Linked DNA regions of Homo sapiens: all the other regions are linked to region 2. A link is a contact called in ENCODE Hi-C data. All regions are on one chromosome and are shown on one strand. The core of a region is the stretch at or near the end of the contact, and the rest is flanking DNA. Distances in the headings are between cores, read along the strand shown. Region 1 overlaps ASB4 (ankyrin repeat and SOCS box containing 4). Region 2 holds the start of SLC25A13 (solute carrier family 25 member 13). Region 3 overlaps PDK4-AS1 (PDK4 antisense RNA 1).

Region 1 (4,099 bases), core at 1,565-4,064, 820 kb after region 2:
TGTCCAGCAGGCATATCTATTTCGGATTAAAATGAAGGCCAGTGACATCTTGCCTTACCATGTTCCACTTCATTGACCAGGGAATTTCCTAACATGTGGTTGACTTGTGTCACTGTCAGATAAAGTAGCAGGGAACAGTCTTTTAAAAGGCATGGTCCCCTTTACATTGCCCCCATGTCACTTTCTGCTAAGGAACATTTGAATTTTTATGGCTTTCCTGCAGTAACAAATTTTCCTCCTACTGTCAGGATTTGCTTCATGCAGAGTAAAGCGGGCAGCTTTCATTTTCCTCTTACGAATGGAATAGGTAGAAATAATATGCTGCTTAGCAGCCACCTAAACCTGCCCCGACTCTCTTTATTCATAGGGAAATGCAGGATTCAAGGAGAGGAGGTTTTTCAGCAGGGTAAATAAGCCTTCTCAACTGATGAACATTATTTTACTAATACCAAAGGCAACAAAGGCCAGGAGATGGGGGCATTAAGTAGAAAGGCAAACAGAAAAATAACAGACAAAATCCAGCATGGGGACAAAGCAGGCTCTGCAACACTGAAAAAATAGGGGAAAATCCTTTAAGAGAAAATTGGGTGCAATTTTTTGCCTCAATTAGCCTTTTCCACAAAGAGCACTTTTCCACAAAGAGCCCATTAAATAGCAAATGAAATTACATCGGTTTTCAGTTGCCATGGCATTGGTTCTTCCTCTAACGGACTTCTGTGGTCCTGAGCTTAATGTTAGCCTGACGTATTTTCCTCGTCTATATGTTGTCTCAATTCCCTCTGTCCAGCTACAAAGTGATGTATTTGAGTTCTCCCCCAGAGTATCTGTGACATAATCTAAGAGAGAGAAAATTTAGCCTTTGGCTATACCTCTAGAGACTGAGAGGGTAAAACTGATGAAGAGCAGCATTTCATTAACCATGAACCACACAGTTTTCATTTATTAGGTGGCAGTGGGTCCCCATCCATGCACTCAGGGCTTCTGGAGCCATTCCCAGATCTGTCAGTAATCTCAGTAACTATTTATTGAGCACTTTCTATGTGCCAAGCGCTGTCCAAGAAGCTGAGGCATAAAAATGCAAAGGAAAGAAAACAAGATGCTCACAGTCTTTTAGTTTCCAGGTTAGAAGACCTACCTGCAAAACACTTACTTTCTCCTCATGCATAAGATGGGTTGAAATTTTACCCAGTGATCTGATTCACAGGTTTGTTTTCTTATTTATATATCTGCCAGCTGCCACACTTTAAAAAAAATTATTCTAGCAGCAAGGATCTAAAATAACAGATTTGCCTTTTTGAAATTGCTTAGCTACAGTTAAACATTAGCTATAATATCAAGTTTCACTCTGATATTTTAAATATTATTTTGATATGCATAGTCACATATAATTTTCAGAAAAATACATCTATACAGTCCATACTGTCCCATAAGCTGCTTTTTACAACCTTCCCATGTGAATGGACATTCCTTTAAACATCATTTTAAATATCTGCATGGTATGGCGGTAACAACATGAAATTTTCTATTAGATATGTAAGCATTTTTCAGTTTTTCAGTAATATAAATGACTCTCTGAGGGCAAATAGGAATCAAGCAATTTTTTGAGACTCTAAATACATTTAAAAATTAAAAGTGCCTATCTATATATTTTCAATTGTGGTACATTTTAAATGTTTTTCTTAACCAATCAAAACTTCTAAGATGAAAATATAAGGTAAAATAAGTAAAATATACTCTAACTGCATTATTCTGAAAACTCTTACAGAATTAGGAGAAAGTCTCTAATTTCTAGTGTACTGCAGGTCATGTGACCAAGCACAATTCTAAGTTACATGATCAGTGTCTTTCTTTTTCTTTCTCCCCAGTTATCTCTTTGACTTTAGGTATAACCTAGTTCAGAGATAACATCTAAAGTCTGAATTTGAGGCCCTAAGTAAATGACAGCCCTGGGTAAAATGGTCTCCTGCCTAGAATTGGTCCCTAATCCTAGAGGCGAATTTTCTAAGTTACAAGAAAGTTTTAAGCTTTTGATATGTGTTATCAATTTGCCCCCCCCCCGCAGGCTGGTACCTATTTACATTCTATTAAGCGTGTGTAAGAGCACTTCCCTATGTGTTTGTCATATATGTATTATCTTTTGTATGCTTATTAACGTAACAAACAACAACAAAATAGCTAATTGTCATTTTAATTGACATGTTACTGATTACCAATGAAGGCTATCATTATGTCATATATTTATTTGCTGTTTATATGATTTTTCTTTTTTTTCCCTTAAATATTCCTGTTCTTGGTCGTTTTGTTCTTTTTCTTTTTTTACCTCTTTCTCTCTCTTTTTTTTTTAGTTGTTAGCCTCATTACTTTAATTGAAAAACTTCTGCGTATAGTAAGCCCTTTGTCATATAGTCTCAAATATTTTCCCCAGTTTTATGATTGCCTTTTAATTTTATGGTGTTTGCCCTTCTGAAGTTGAACATTTTTGCTTTCTCTAATTTATCTCTATTTTCTTTGTGAATTCGGCCTTTGATGACATGGCTTGAAAGAGTAAGTGGATCTTTAATGGACTTCTATTCTCTCTCCTTGATTCTTATAAGCCTAATTCATTAGTGTCAGCCTACAAGCATTGCCCAAGCTTCCCCCTACCTCTTTCTTCCTTCTCATCTCTAGGTAGTCTCCCTCTGTTGACAAGAACAAAAGAGATGGGGAATAACTGTACCGGCTGGGAAAGGTGACACCTCTAGGGAGTGAAAGGTTGGCCACTCTGTCAGTTTGTGGTTGATGAAGTCACATGAAAAGGCCACAATGTAAAAAGTTAACAAAGTTTCAGTTACACCGGATGATGAATAAGTTCTGAAGATCTAATGTATAGCAGGATGACTATAGTTAGTAACACTGCATTGTTTACTGGAAATTTGTTGAAAGTAGATCTTAAGTGTTCTTATTTATGATTAAGATGAAAAGATGGAATGCGGTGAGGTGGTAAGAGCAGCGTCTGTCCAGCAGGCCTATCTATTTCGGATTAAAATGAAGGCCAGTGACATCTTGCCTTACCATGTTCCACTTCATTGACCAGGGAATTTCCTAACATGTGGTTGACTTGTGTCACTGTCAGATAAAGTAGCAGGGAACAGTCTTTTAAAAGGCATGGCCCCCTTTACATTGCCCCCATGCTACATTCTGCTAAGAAACATTTGAATTTTTATGGCTTTCCTGCAGTAACAAATTTTCCTCCTACTGTCAGGATTTGCTTCATGCAGAGTAAAGTGGGCAGCTTTCATTTTCATTTCATTATTACGAAAAGTGAGACAAAAAATGTTTTAATTAGAAAGTTAATGATTAAATTAATATATAATTTCTAAAATTCCTTAAACTCTTAAAAATAAAAAGCTTGCATGTTTAAACTAATTAAATTTAAAAATCAATAAAGATAAAAACTAAATCTAAACATAAATGAATGAGTAAATGTGAAGAGTGGTGATGGCTACACATAGAAAATGTGAGTAAGCTCCAAATTATGCCTAACCTTGTCCCTGTAGCTTCCTTCCTAAGTGGGAGGCTGCAAAAGCGAAGAAGAGCACAATTGCTGGAGGGAGGTCACAGGTCACTATTATCTACAGTTGGAGATCAGAGGAAAACCTTGTGTGCCAAAGTAAGTGATTCATAGAAATAACAGTTGAAGATGTATGAGACAGGATAACTGAAAGGTTCCAGTCTTTCAGAAGTTGAGATGAGATGAAATCCAGAGAATATGGGATACAGCCTCATTTTTAACAAGTGAACCAAAGAAGAAGGAGAATATGCTGGGCTGAATTTTTTCTTCCCCTTCATTTCCGCAGGTTGAAAAGATCATGGCTTTTTTTTTTTTTTTTTTTTTTTTTTTTGAGACAGATCTTGCTCTGTCACACAGGCTGGTGTGCAGTGGTCCAATAATAGCTCACAGCAGCCAGCCTCAAACTCGTGAGCTCAAGCAATTCTCCTGCCTCAGCCTTTCGAGTAGCTAGGAATACAGATGCACCACCATGCCTGGTTAATTTATTTTTCCTTTAGTAAAGATGTGGTCTCACTATGTTGCCCAGTCTGATCTCAAACTCCTGGCCTC
Region 2 (4,076 bases), core at 1,487-3,986:
GTTGTTTAATGAGTACAGAGTTTCAGCTTTGCAAGATGAAAAGAGTTCTGGAGATTGGCTGCACAACAATGTGAAAGTATTTCACTACTAAACTGTACATTTCAAAATGGTCAAGATGGTACATTTTATGTATATTTTATTACATTAAAAATTTTTTGTTTCATTTACATTATAAAAGGAGAGCTTTAATGATGCCCTTAAAAATAAATACGTGGTACATGATGTAATTTTGTTCTTTACATGAGGTTGTATTTTCTCACCTCCTTTTACACTCCCCTTGTGGCAGCTGGGGCCATCCTCCACAGGAGCTTCAGACTTGTCCCCTTGTCATAATTTTCTCTAACAATTCTCCTGGTTTTCCTTTTGTCTTTTTTTTTTTTTTACTTTTTGCTGATCTTTCTTCTCTGCCTATGAACATGGTCAAGTCTTCTGGGCTTTGTTGAACCTTTTGAGAGTAGGTTAAATAGTTGCTTCTTTCTGTAATGCTTCTTTCTTAAGCTTCTACAACATAATTTGTATGTTGGACATACATTCTCCTTACAGACAGACTCACACACCTCAAAACACTCCTCTTGAATTACCAATCTCAGGTGTTTTTCCAGACACCCATACCACAAGTCTATGTGCAATATGGCACAACTCCCTTTTTCCGTCCCAACCCCACTAATTTTACCTTCTATGTATTCCTCTAGTCCTAGCCCATCCCCAGCCTGTCTCGTCTGGACATCCTGGTAGTTCAGTTGGAACCCATCCTCCATACTGCAAGCAGTGTTTTAGTCCATTTTGTGTTGCTGTAAGGGAATTCCTGAGACTAGAAGAACAGGACGGAAATGTATTTCTCACAGTTCTAGACGCTAGGAAGTCCAAGATCAAAGTGCTGGCAGGTTACGGCCTGGTTTCTCTGCTTCCAAGATGGCTCTTTGAATGCTGTGTCCTTCAAAGGTGAGGAATGCTATGTTCTTATATGGCAAAAGAGCAGAAGAGCAAGAGAGAGTGAACCCACTCCCCAAACCTCTTTTTATGGCAGCATTAATCCATTTATGAGGGCAGAGCCCTTGTGATGAAAATACCTCCCCAAGGACCCAACCTTCCAACACTGATGCATTAGAGATTGTATCCAACACATCAATTTTGGGGGGCACATTCAGACCATAGAGAGATCTTTCTATATCGAAAACCTAGTCATGCTGCTTCCTGACTTAAAACCCTTCAGTTAAGGTGCATACCCTTCAGCAAGGCGCCTAAGACCCACCATGACACAGCCCCTACCTGCTGGGCCAGACTCCTTCCACTAGTCGTGCCACTGCCCCAATCCCATAGCTCAAGATCAAGTTACCTTTTGATATGGTTTGACCGTGTCACTACCCAAATCTCATCTTAAATTGTAGTTCCCATAATCCCCACATGTCATGGGAAGGACCCGGTGAGAGACAACGGAATCATGGGGGCGGTTACTCCCATGCTGTTCTTGTGATAGTGAGTTCTTATGAGATCTGATGGTTTTACAAGGGGCTTTCCCCCCTTTGCTTGGCACTCATTCTCTCTCCTGCAACCCTGTAAAGAGGTGCCTTCCACCACAACTGTAAGTTTCCTGAGGTCTCCCAAACCATGCGAAACTGAGTCAATTAAATCTTTTGGTTTATAAATTACCCAGTCTCAGGTATTTCTTCATAGTGGCATGAGAATTCTCAGTATTCTTATTGAGCCCTGGGAACAGTCTGCTGCCTTAACAGGTTATACTGAAGTAAACATTTATGTGTCTCTTTCCCAATAGCCCTGAAGCTGTTTAACGGTTGGAACCAGTTCTTAAGTCATTTCGGGGTTTCCAGCACCAAGCACAGTGCCTAGCACATAGTAGGAAGGCACTCAATCAACGTTAATGAATTAAACTGATTAGTAATAAGTGCTTTTTGCTGCCATATTACATCCACAACCTACAATACATTAAAAGTCCTTTTCCCTGATCACCACTGTCTTATAAATTTTGATTACAAGGACAGAAGAATGAAATCCTGATGAAGAGGAGTAAGGCCTGGAGGTCATATAAGCAAATTTTCATTAAAATGCTTGTTTATTTATTTTAGTAGGGCCTATTTGGGGGAAGTCTTTTGACCCGGGCCTTTTGACTTCTACCGTTTTAACAGGTAGGGCTGAAATGGAGTAGTTTCATGAATATACGTTCTGCACTACATTCACTTGTTGGGTTCTTAAGAGTTCACCGATTTTGATCTAAAAGTAGGCGTGCCAGCAATATTTGCAATCTCGCCTTCTAAGTCAATGCTTTTGGATCAAAGTCTTTTTGGATCCAGTGTAAAGTGGAGCTCCTTCAAAGGGAACGCACAGGGGAAAAAATATCCAGCAAAGTATGTGTCCTAGTGGAGTTCTCAACTTCCCCAGGCCGTGCACCATCTGTCGTTACTTGCCCCTCCCATCGGTCCGAGGGCCCAGTAGCCCCTGGTATCAGCAGAAGCCAGCAGCTTCCCTGGTGGGGCCACCTGCCCTCAGGTGACGGGCTTGCACACGGCCAAGTTACCTCTGCCCACGCCGCAGAGGCCGCCGCTGCTGGACAGCGCAGCGGGGTCACGTGTCCCTGTCCAGCCACTGCCCCAGGATCTGAGCCCTCCCCGGCTGCAGGGCAGAGGCCGCTGGATCACGCGCACCCCGGCGGCCAAGGCTGGGCCCAGCCAATGGGCGGGCAGCATCCACATGACCCGCGCCGGCGGGAGGGCGTGGGGAGGCAGGCCAGGAACGCACGCTGCCTGGCCGTATCGCCGCCCCCACCGCCGCCGCCGCCGGGACTAGAAGTGAGCCGCCCGGGTCCCAAACGCCAGCCAGCCAGTCAGTGGGTCCCGCAGTCGCCCGCAACCGGGGCGAATCATGGCGGCCGCCAAGGTAACCGCGGGCCCGAGGCCGGGGGGAGCGCGCCTGCCGGATCAGCCTGGGGGTGCGAGAGGCTCGGGCGCTCACGTGTCTGGGTTGGTGCCACAGGCGGAGCAAAATGGGGTGCCGGGCAGCCGTTCCACCTTGCGGCTGCTGGAGGGAGGGGGCCACTCCTCCCGGGCAGCACAGGCGGTCGGTGCAGAGACCGAGGCCCGACCTCGCAGCGGAAACTTTGTGGGCCGGACACTCCCACTTGGCCGGGGAGGGAAGTTGGTGCCTGACGGGGCTGAGCCAGGGCCGACGAGGAGGAGCGGGCGCGACTGGGGCCTGGTGCACCCTGGGCCGGCAAGCGCTGGGGGTCCTCTCTACCTTCCCAGCGCGCTCCTGCTCCTGACCCCGCTGGTTGTTGACTCCGGCTTCTTCCAGGGGCCAGAGCCCGGGCTGAAGCCTGATCCTATTACGTTTCAAGGGCTCCGCCCTCCCGCGGGTGGGGAAGTTACTTTGACTTCCGTTTTGGAAACTGCCTAGGAGACTTGGTCTGCGCCTTTGTGAATAAAAAGTCCAGGGACTCTCCCCCTCCCCGCTTTCCCATCATTCCCATCTTCCCCCTCCCTCTCTCCATCTGACAACACTTAGATACCCGCCTCGGAGCATTTGAGAGGCTTCTTTTTGGGAACGATGAAACAGATTGTCCTGGGAGCCTGTCACTCCTGTGAAGTTGTACTTGAAAGGGGTTCTGTGTAATGTGAATCATTCACTAACCCAGAGGAAAGGCAACTCCAACACTTGACCTTTCCTCTTTCACCATTTCTTGAAACCTGGACACCATTTCAGTCTCTTTGGACTGCATTTCAACTTCTCTGGCAGAATACCATATTTAGTCCCAATCACTTGAATCATTTGGAATTTATTGCTTTTAATTTAAGTTCACGAAGGCAGCCCTCTAATCAAGCCTATACAACTTCTTAGCTCATTTTAAGTGCAGTGAACTTAAATATACCTAACATTTCAAACATTTGTCCTTAATCAAAACTCTGTGATAACCCTCAAGAGGAAAACATGGCCAACACATCATATTCCTATTTATTCAAGCAAACTAATCACATTTGCAATGGAAATTGTAAGCAGACAAATATATTTAAATGCTGTTCTATGACTTAAGTCTCTCCAGGCTCCCCAAATCCGTAGGCTTCTTC
Region 3 (4,699 bases), core at 208-2,707, 710 kb after region 2:
TCATGACAGCCTGTTTACCACCCCATAATCCCAAAGTTAAGAGAGGCTATCACAGCTCCTTCTTAGCTAGCTCAGTTTTCTTTGAATGAAGTTTACACCAAACACGTTTTCATCCAGCCTTGTGAGCAACCAAAGTCTTTCTTGCTTGAATTAATTTACCTTTGGGGGTTGGTAAATGGAATTTATTTACCTTTATTTAGATTCCCGATGTTTCAAGAGGAAATGCTTGTAAGGAACTAACTCTGGAAACCATCTGAGAGGAACACTGTTTGCACAGCACTTTTCAAAATAATAGCATGGCAGGCTTCCCAGTTCACAGCCACAACATCCTGCGGAATCAGCTGAGCTTTTAAAAAAGCTAACAACCAGTTTGAATTTGAGCAATTATTTGGGGGTTCAAGGCAGCAAAGCTTTTGTTCTTAAAATCTAGAACAGTGGTCTTCTTACATCATCATTCAGATAGACCTGAAACAAAAATTTGACACCAAAAAAAAAAAAAAAAAAAAAACTGCCCTTACCACAAAGATGCTTTTTTCCCTTGATTCTATTTCATTTTAATGCTGTTCGTGACTCATTAAACTGATTTCATGATCCACTAATTAGTTACAACCCACAATCTAAAAAGCACTTGTCTAGAACATGGAGAAGTTCTCTGCTGACCTGGAGTCATTTCAAACACCATGTTTTAAAGATTTCACAGCAATGTTGCAAATTAAACTACCTGAAGATTAGGAATCATTGCTCTAGAGCAATTGATAAGAAAACCTACAGGTTTCTTTATTGAAATACACTTTTGAAAAGAATCTCACCTGGCAGTTATTTTAAATAATATAAATGTAGCAGTAAGTAGGCTGTTGATCAGTTTGCCATACTCAGTACAGGGTGATCTATGAAGTACTTTGCAATCTGTTTTTTCCACTTGAGCAGCAGAATTCCTAACAGCCAGGAGACTCACGCAAGAACACAGTGAGTAGCTGAGCCTCATGCAAGAACACAGTGTCAGATCAGGGCTATGATAGAGACGCCTTGGTCTCCCCGACCTTTCCCCTAGTGAGCTCTATTTCCATGAACAGAAACTAGATGCCTGGGAGCTGAGGCATGGAAAGTTATTGCTGCTCGGCAGCAGTGACCCTTCACCTACTAAACTTCCCCTTGTTGACTCTGCAGCCAGGCAGTCCCGCCCAGGCTGTGGGTGTGGGACTGACCTTTCACCAACTTAGCCTGCTCGAGAGAGCCCCAGCATCTGCTTAGCTTCCGCAGGCCAGCTGCTTCTTCCTTCCAACACAATGTTGGTAAAAATTGTGCATAGCAGAAAGTAACTTTCTTTTTTCCCTAGGGCATTAATTTATAGGTTTCATTTCTTATTTAAAAATAAAAATAAACAATCCCTCACTCCCTTTGCTCCAATACACAGTGCATTTTGAGAAGCCTATTTGAAAGAAGAAGTGAGAGAACCCTAGTGTGCAACGGGTGGAATAAAGAACAAAAAAAGAGGACCCTTAACCCTTCCTATTTGTACTTCCTTTTGAGATTCTGCACTGACTGTTGAAACACGGTCAGGCAGGCCTGCTTTCCTCAATCAAGAACACAGCCATGTTGCCCAAACTCAGCATTTGTCAGGCCCTCGAGTTATTTTCAAAATGGGAAACTAAAGGGGGAAAGAAGTATGTGTCTGTGTGATTATTGTTAAAGTTGCAGACAGTCTCGTTTTCTCTCTGGCAAAGTCTAACTGAGCTCAAGAGGACATCAGGTAAAATCAATTTTGTTCAAGAAACAAACGGTTGAGTTTCCAGCATCTGTTTAGTTTGTTTTAGCATTCAACTGTTTCACACAGTTGCCTGGTTTTGGCCAACAGGGCAAATAGGTATTCTTCTAAAGTTTCAGAAAGGCAATTAAAAAAAAAAAAAAAAATCTTACGCTTCTCAATCCCCAGAAGAGTGTGACAAGGATTTCTGTTTAAACTGAGATTTAGAGAACCCATTTTTCCTACCAGCTGTATGACTCTGGTGACTTAACTCTTCTGCTTGTTTTTCCTCTGCGATTGAAAATGTTGGATTAAATGAATGATTTTCATGTTTTCCATTGACAGTCTCACTAAAGGACAGTTCTTCTAAATGTAAAGGGGAGGGTGGAGGTAGGGTGCTGCTGCAGGGCAGAACACCCCACCAGCAGCTGCTTGGGCCCCCAGCCCAGTAACAACAGGGGTTGCATCTCCCAAACATAATTCACTGATCCACTGATCTCTGGAGTCCTGCGTTGGGACGAATCCCAAGGCCGCATCAGATCACACAGGAGAAGATGTTATGATCCATTATTACTGGTGGCAGCCAAGCTGGAGAGGGAAGGACTAACCACTTGCATAACATGTAATTGCTTAAACTAGTATTTTCAAACAAATGCAGAAATTTTAGTATGACATCTGGGTATCTGTCCTTTTACTGCCAAATATGTAATGTACAATGCATTGCTCATACCAATAGGCCAGTGAACATAAATTGCAAGTAGTAAGGAATATTAGTATAACTGACTGAATTTTCCCATTTTTACCTAGACAGTGAATGCAATGGTGATACAGCTTTGACTGCCCCTGCACTGGGTTAAGCAACAAAATCACAAAAGAAAGTGACGTCTAAAATTTGTCTTTCAGATGACCTGGTGCTTGATTGTGCTCCTTTTACTATCTGACACCCCCAAAAAATTAGTCTAAGGCAGCCAACCAGTGCTACACAAACCAAGGCTGGAACTTAGCAAAACCTGGAGTTTTCCAAGTAAAATAATTCTATTTGAACTCAGTGTGTGTAGTAGAGGATACAGGAAAAAGAAAGGTCCTATTCAGTGATAATCTCAGGAAATTCATGCAATGATCAGCAATCAGAGGAAAGGAACAGGCCACAAAACTGTAAGCAAAGTTTCATGTTCAGTATTAGTCCACAGAAGACAATGAGCAGGAATAGTAAGGGAGAAATCTGATTGCAGGCTCTTCAGGTTTTGAGTCTCCAAGCCTCGTGGTATGCCCGAGCTTGTGAGAAATCGAAGGCAGGAAGTTCTCGCCATGGTTTTCAGCTCCATCAGGTCATTTAAGGTCTTCTCTACCATCAGAGTGAACAGATAACCTACAGAATAGGGGGAAATTTTTGCAATCTACCCATCTGACAAAGGGCTAATATGCAGAATCTACAAAGAACTTAAACAAATTTACAAGAAAAAAATCAAACAACCCCATCAAAAAGTGGGCAAAGGATATGAACAGACACTTCTCAAAAGGAGACATTTATGCAGCCAACAGACACATGAAAAAATGCTCACCATCACTGGCCATCAGAGAAATGCAAATCAAAACCACAATGAGATACCATCTCACACCAGTTAGAATGGCAATCATTAAGAAGTAAGGAAATGACAGGTGCTGGAGAGGATGTGGAGAAATAGGAACACTTTTACACTTTTGGTGGGAGTGTAAACTAGTTTAACCATTGTGGAAAACAGTATGGCGATGTGTCTGGAATTGGTGGGTTCTTTGTCTCACTGACTTAAAGAACGAAGCCGCAGACCCTTGCGGTGAGTGTTACAGTTCATAAAGGTGATGTGTCTGGAGTTTGTTCCTTCTGATGTTCGGACATGTTTGGAGTTTCTTCCTTCTGGTGGGTTCGTGGTCTCGCTGGCTTCAGGAGTGAAGCTGCAGACCTTCGCGGTGAGTGTTACAGCTCTTAAGGCGGCGCTTCTGGAGTTGTTCGTTCCTCCTGTCTGGAGTTGTTCATTCCTCTCTCTGGGTTCGTGGTCTCGCTGGCCTCAGGAGTGAACCTGCAGACCTTCGCGGTGAGTATTACAGCTCATAAAGGCAGTGCGGACCCAAAGAGTGAGCAGCAGCAAGATTTATTGCAAAGAGCAAAAGAACAAAGCTTCCACGAACAGGTTGCCACTGCCAGCTCAGGCAGCCTGCTTTTATTCCCTTATCTGGCTCCACCCACATCCTGCTGATTGATCCATTTTACAGAGAGCTGATTGGTCCGTTTTGACAGGGTGCTGATTGGTGCATTTACAATCTCTGAGCTAGACACAGAAGTTCTCCAAGTCCCCACTAGATTAGCTAGACACAGAACACTGATTGGTGCATTTACAAACCTTGAGCTAGACACAGGGTGCTGATTGGTGTATTTACAATCCGTTATCTAGACATAAGGGTTCTCCAAATCCCCACCAGATTAGCCAGATACAGAGTGCTGATTGGTGCATTCACAAACCTTGAGCTATACACAGAGTGCTGATTGGTGTATCTACAATCCCTTAGCTAGACATAAAGGTTCTCCAAGTCCCCACTAGACTCAGGAGCCCAGCTGGCTTCACCTAGTGGATCCCACATGGGGGCTGCAGTCAGAGCTGCCTGCCAGTCCCACGCCATGTGCCCACACTCCTCAGTCCTTGGGCGGTCGATGGGACCGGGTGCTGTGGAGCAGGGGGTGGCGCTTGTCAGGGGACCCAGCGCACCTTCTGCAGCTGCTGGCCTAGGTGCTAAGCCCCTCACTGCCCGGGGCTGGCAGCACGAGCCGGCTGCTCCGAGTGCGGGGCCCACCGTGCCCACGTCCACTCAGAACTCATGCTGGCCCATGAGAGTTGCGTGCAGCCCCGGTTCCCGCCTGTGCCTCTCCCTCCACACCTCCCTGCAAGCAGAGGGAGCTGGCTCCGACCTCGGCCAGCCCAG

The links. A loop is a pair of places that touch in the nucleus more often than their neighbours do. Pooled maps may share reads with other maps.
Region 1: a loop to region 2 is called in a pooled map, with 25 times the contacts of the local background. The contact joins the enhancer-like site here to the promoter of SLC25A13 in region 2. A Hi-C loop is called at or near these places in 7 of 37 single-sample maps with no recorded cell type and 11 of 50 pooled maps.
Region 3: a pooled map shows a loop between it and region 2 (10-fold over the local background). The contact joins the enhancer-like site here to the promoter of SLC25A13 in region 2. A Hi-C loop is called at or near these places in 2 of 37 single-sample maps with no recorded cell type and 6 of 50 pooled maps.

What each region holds. Positions count from the first base shown.
Region 1 is chr7:95,500,351-95,504,449 of GRCh38, reverse strand. The region is part of intron 2 of ASB4 (ankyrin repeat and SOCS box containing 4); the gene reads right to left. Among named protein-coding and RNA genes, the nearest start is that of ASB4, 16 kb to the right of the region's middle. RefSeq lists an enhancer at 3,051-3,100 and a silencer at 3,399-3,693. Within about 2 kb of position 2,814, at least 2 of the 41 ENCODE cell types and tissues checked have a DNase peak (open chromatin) inside an H3K27ac peak, as active enhancers do.
Region 2 is chr7:96,320,758-96,324,833 of GRCh38, reverse strand. SLC25A13 (solute carrier family 25 member 13) reads left to right here and starts at 2,736. Exons shown (of 18, transcript NM_014251.3): 1 at 2,736-2,892. The coding sequence starts at 2,878. RefSeq lists a silencer at 2,601-2,940.
Region 3 is chr7:95,605,354-95,610,052 of GRCh38, reverse strand. PDK4-AS1 (PDK4 antisense RNA 1) reads right to left here. Exons shown (of 3, transcript XR_001745287.3): 2 at 191-3,113. Among named protein-coding and RNA genes, the nearest start is that of PDK4-AS1, 11 kb to the right of the region's middle. RefSeq lists enhancers at 452-1,651, 1-2,743. Within about 2 kb of position 1,457, at least 32 of the 41 ENCODE cell types and tissues checked have a DNase peak (open chromatin) inside an H3K27ac peak, as active enhancers do.